Linked DNA regions of Homo sapiens: region 2 is linked to region 1. A link is a contact called in ENCODE Hi-C or POLR2A ChIA-PET data. All regions are on one chromosome and are shown on one strand. Each heading gives the region's core, a stretch centred on a gene start or an enhancer-like site at or near the end of the contact. The rest is flanking DNA. Distances are from core to core; before and after follow the strand shown.

Region 1 (2,700 bases), core at 168-2,667:
GAAGAGGCACTGTGTGATAAACTGCTTAACATTTAATAATACTGTTTGGCCATTTTTATAAGCCACTCTTCTCTAGGATTGCTTTCAATTTATGGGCTCAACATATATAAAATATATTTAAATTAGTACTTTGAAAAAACGAGTTTAAGATTTTTGTGTATGTTGCAACATTTAGAATGTGTTTTTTGAAGGACCAGCTGGATCAGATGGATTGCCAGGTTTGAAAGGAAAACGTGGAGACAGTGGATCACCTGCAACCTGGACAACGAGAGGCTTTGTCTTCACCCGACACAGTCAAACCACAGCAATTCCTTCATGTCCAGAGGGGACAGTGCCACTCTACAGTGGGTTTTCTTTTCTTTTTGTACAAGGAAATCAACGAGCCCACGGACAAGACCTTGGTAATGTCCCAGTCCCAGTTGCCAGTTGTGCTGTTCCACATGCAGATTGTAAATCTTTATAGCCTAGGATGCTTCCCTCTGAAGTTAAGTGTAAATAACCTTGAGTGTCTCCTGATACATTTTAAAGAGAGCAAATAAAACACTGGCCTGTCTAATTTTCATTCTGGAATGTAAAATGGTGGAAGGAGCCTAGCTCAGGAATGCTAGCCTAGCTCCTCCCATTCAGTGCAAACAATTTGCCCCTAAAACTCCCTAAACCACCTGTCTGCATTTATCTTTTTGGTGCTTTTTCTTTTTCTTTTTTCTTTTTCACACAGGGTCTCACTTTCATCACCCAGGCTGGAGTGCAGTGGTGCAATCATGGCTCACTGCAGCCTCCACATCCTAGGCTCAAGCCATCCTCCCACCTCAGACTCCCAAATGGCTGGGACTACAGGCACACACCACTATACCAAGCTAATTTTTTTGATTTTCAGTAGAGATGAGGTCTGGCTATGCTGTCAAGGTTTCTCTCAAACTCTTGAACTCAAGCAATCCTCCCTCCTCAGCCTCCCAAAGTGCTGGGATTACAGGCGTGAGCCACCATGCCCAGCCCACCCATTTGCTTTTCAATCTCACAAATAACTGCTTTTCTAAACCTTTATTTGGTTATTAGCTATTATGTACATATGAATAAGTGGGAATACTTTGAAGCAAAAACACTATCCCAACTGATCTATGCTAGCCCCCATGTTCTAAATCGATTAGAAAGAGCCACCGGAAGTATTAAAGGTGGGAGAAAGAAGATTTGTTTGCCTATTGGATCTTTGATTTCTATCAGTATGAAAACTTTTCAATACTACATTTTGCAGATAACTCTTTTGTGTTGTCTTTGTCCAGCTTTTGCTGCAGGTTACATTTAAATTAGCTTCTCTCTAGTAACGATGCTGAAAATAACTTTAACTTACTGAAAGTGATACTCAGTCTGATGTTTCATTAGGAACTCTTGGCAGCTGCCTGCAGCGATTTACCACAATGCCATTCTTATTCTGCAATGTCAATGATGTATGTAATTTTGCATCTCGAAATGATTATTCATACTGGCTGTCAACACCAGCTCTGATGCCAATGAACATGGCTCCCATTACTGGCAGAGCCCTTGAGCCTTATATAAGCAGGTAAAAATCCAATCCCCTAGTTTTACAATGGGACCAAGTGAATCACTTCCCTTGTAATGGAATGAAAGGCAGCACATGACAGTGCAGAAAGTGGCAATGCCGCCATAGTCTTTGTTTCATGTTACAGATGCACTGTTTGTGAAGGTCCTGCGATCGCCATAGCCGTTCACAGCCAAACCACTGACATTCCTCCATGTCCTCACGGCTGGATTTCTCTCTGGAAAGGATTTTCATTCATCATGGTGAGGAGAAAAGGAACAGGAGGTTTAGGGTAAAGACTACCTGTAGAATGTTACATTGTGCTGGGTAAAATGTGATTCCCAGGGTCGATGCTGCCTGCTGTCCGTGTGTGCAACATGCCATAGACATTTCCTTGAAAATCTACAAACAGACTTTTTTTTTTTACTTTTGGTAAATAATGGAGTACTAAAAAAGACTTCTCAGGAGGAGATTACCTACAAATTCTATTATGAAATTTAGGTGAATAGTAGCTGCGTTTTATTGATAATGGAATGTCTCTTTTTATTATTTTTTTTATCTTTTGAGACAGATTCTCGCTCTGTCACCCAGGCTGGAGTGCAGTGGAGTGATTTTGGCTCACTGCAACCTCCGCCTCCCAGGTTCAAGTGATTCTCCTGCCTCGGCCTGCTGAGTAGCTGAGATTGCAGGTCTGTGCTACCATGCCCAGCTAATTTTTGTATTTTTGGTTTTTTGTTTGTTTTGTTTTTTTAGTAGAGACTGGGTTTCACCATATTGCCCAGGCTGGTCTCAAACTCCTGACCTCCAGTGATCTGCCCAACTCAGCCTCCCAAAGTGCTGGGATTACAGGCATGAGTCACTGCACCCAGCCTGGAATGCCTATTTTTTATAAGATAACTGCTTTACATACATTCTCTGTAATTTTTATGAAAACGCTCATAGGTAATTTCTATCATTTACAGTTTTACAAATAAGAATGAAGTACTTTCCCCAGGGTCTTACAACTATTTAGTGGAAAAGCTAGGATCTGAACCCAGGTCTATCTGCTCCAAAATCTGTGCCCCTTTTGACATTCATATGGAGATAAAAGCAAAGAAAAATAGTCTTTTAAAGAAAAAGCTTTCAGATGTAAATGCTAGTGAAGAAGTTTATGGATTGGCCAT
Region 2 (2,700 bases), core at 179-2,678, 170 kb after region 1:
AGGTACACAAGATAGGAGTTTTGATACAGGCATGCAGTATGAGATAAACACATCATGGTAACCCTCTGTCTCTTGTGGGTTAATACCTTCTTATTCCTTTACTGTCATTTCGTTGTGGGTTTGGGCATGTGAAGAGATTTAGATTTTGTCCACTACTTTTTTTTTTTTTTTTTTTTTTGAGACAGAGTCTCGCTGTTGCCCAGGTTGGAGTGCAGGGGCGCGATCTCTGCTCACTGCAAGCTCTGCCTCCCGGGTTCACGCCATTTTCCTGCCTCAGCCTCCCACGTAGCTGGGACTACAGGCGCCCGCCACCTTGCCCCGCTAATTTTTTGTATTTTTAGTAAAGACGGGGTTTCACCATGTCAGCCAGGATGGTCTCGATCTCCTGACCTCGTGATCTGCCCGCTTCGGCCTCCCAAAGTGCTGAGATTACAGGCGTGAGCCACCGCACCCAGCCTTGTCCACTACTTTTAACTAGAATGCCTTAATTAGGTTTAAGTCATAACTTGAATATTATTTTTTAGATGCTTGCTCTAAGTGTTACAAGGACCTTATGGTGTAGTATTTGTGGCTTTCCCAGAAACTCAGAATAACAATAGGGATTTATATCATGCTTATTATTATATATAGAAAGCTAAATATATTCAGTTTTTTAATGTTGGACTCTGGATAGACGAATATTTTGGACTAGCCAACATATACGGTGTCTTGGCATCAATAGTTTGTAGATTTGATAACCTACTAAAGGCACCTTCCTTCCATCTGTTCTAGATTTTAAATGTATAATTTTATGCTATGAAACATATGTAATATTTTTAGTAAATAACTAGGATGGGCTAGATCTAAATGTCAACTTTATTACTTTCTGCCAGTATTATTGGCAACTACATAAACTTCCACAGGTTATTAAAAATATTTTTACCAGCTTCTCCCACAGCAGGAGAAAAACAATTAATAAAACTAACTAAATAAGCTTTCCTACTTACTCATCCAGCACAGATTGTTATTTGAATTGAACAAATGGTTATTTGCAAGATTGTTTGAGGCCTAGTTAAGAGCAGCACACTGATGGACATATGGAATGAGCCACACCATCTGGTTACAGTCATACCTGGGTGGTGGTCATTAAAACTAAATCTCCTGGGGATCTGCAGATGTCTTAATTATACTACAAAAATGTATTGGGCTGCACCAGTAGGCTACTTTGAACTTCTTGAAACCAGTTAACTTGCAAACATGTTTTCAAGATATCAAAACTGCAGTTATTGAGTCTTTTTTTTTTTTTTTTTTGCACAAAACTGAAGACTTAAAATGTGTATTTGAGGATCTGGAATGGGTGGTACTTCAGTATTGGCCCCATGAAAGTAATGTGGTTTACTTACCCAACACTTTCATCCAATAGTTATGACTAATATGACAGAAAAGTGTTTTATAAACCCTGAATTCACCCTGTAGCTAGAAGGGCTTTAGCAAAAAAGGGAAGTGACCTCAGGTTCACATCTTAAAAATACTTGTTTTGATTCACTGCAGGATTTTATTCACTTAAATGATCAAATTTGGTAGGTGAAGATAGTCTGCTAATGATAAATTTAATTACTCTAAAAATTGTGGTTACTATAGATACTAACACGAAATCAGGACTACAGTTTTTTTATTTCTTGACATACGTTATAATTTTTTGGTATGCAGTTCTGTGAATCTTAACATATGTATAGATTCATATAGCCACCACTCAAATTAGAACATGCAAGTTTTCCATCACCCCAAAAAACTTTTAGCCCTTGTTTTTACTGTACTCCTGGCAATTACTGATCTGTTCTCCAACACTGCAGGTTTTGTCTTTCCAAGAATGTTGTGTAAATGGACTCATAACTTTTCTAGATTGCCTTTTTTCACTCAACATATTATCTTTAAGATTAATCCAAGTTAGTTGTTGTTTATCTTAATAGTTTGTTCCTCCTTGTTGCTAAGTAGTATTCCATTGCTTGTTTGTTTTTCCATTTTCTGTTTGAGGAGTTTCTAGTTTTTGATATATATGAATGGAAATGCTGTAAATGTTTATGCTCAAGTTTTTGGGTGAACGTAAGTTTTCATTTCACTTGGGTAAATATCTAGGGCTAGGTTGTATGGCACATGCATGTTTAATTAAAAAATTGGCCAAGTTTTTTTGGTTTTGTTTTGATTTTTCCCTTTTACTTGTGGAATTCCGTTTTCTTTTTTTTATTATACTTTAAGTTTTGGGGTACATGTGCACAACGTGCAGGTTTGTTACATATATATACACATGCCATGTTGGTGTGCTGCACCCATTAACATTAGGTATATCTCCTAATGCTATCCCTCCCCCCTACCCCCACCCTCCATTTTCTTTTATGGTCACAATTGAAATTGTACTATTGATATTAACATTCCAGAGTTAATCAGTATTTTAATCTTCTGTTAATACAAGGTCTTTAAAAATACAAAGTAGTTTCATTTAAGTGGTGTTTCTTTTTTTTTGAGACGGAGTTTTACTCTGTGGCCCAGGCTGGAGTGCAGTGGCGTGATCTCGGCTCACTGCAACCTCTGCCTCCCAGGTTCAAGTGATTCTGCTGCCTCAGACTCCTGAGTAGCTGGGATTGAGGACTGCCACCACACCTGGCTAATTTTTCTATTTTTAGTAGAGATGGAGTTTTAACCATGTTGGCCAGGCTGCTCTCG

The links. Hi-C counts contacts between places; a loop is a spot of excess contacts on that map. ChIA-PET counts read pairs that join two places held with the same protein, here RNA polymerase II (POLR2A). Pooled maps may share reads with other maps.
Region 2: a loop to region 1 is called in a pooled map, with 3 times the contacts of the local background. The contact joins two enhancer-like sites. A Hi-C loop is called at or near these places in 2 of 50 pooled maps. POLR2A ChIA-PET finds 5 or more read pairs at or near these places in 2 of 52 experiments (IMR-90 and activated naive CD4-positive, alpha-beta T cell).

Annotation. Positions count from the first base shown.
Region 1 is chr2:227,307,519-227,310,218 of GRCh38, forward strand. It overlaps COL4A3 (collagen type IV alpha 3 chain), which reads left to right. Exons shown (of 52, transcript NM_000091.5): 48 at 192-401; 49 at 1,381-1,558; 50 at 1,686-1,800. All of the region lies in intron 1 of MFF-DT (MFF divergent transcript), which reads right to left. Among named protein-coding and RNA genes, the nearest start is that of MFF-DT, 16 kb to the right of the region's middle. Within about 2 kb of position 1,418, at least 2 of the 41 ENCODE cell types and tissues checked have a DNase peak (open chromatin) inside an H3K27ac peak, as active enhancers do.
Region 2 is chr2:227,481,708-227,484,407 of GRCh38, forward strand. All of the region lies in intron 1 of AGFG1 (ArfGAP with FG repeats 1), which reads left to right. Among named protein-coding and RNA genes, the nearest start is that of AGFG1, 11 kb to the left of the region's middle. Within about 2 kb of position 1,429, at least 4 of the 41 ENCODE cell types and tissues checked have a DNase peak (open chromatin) inside an H3K27ac peak, as active enhancers do.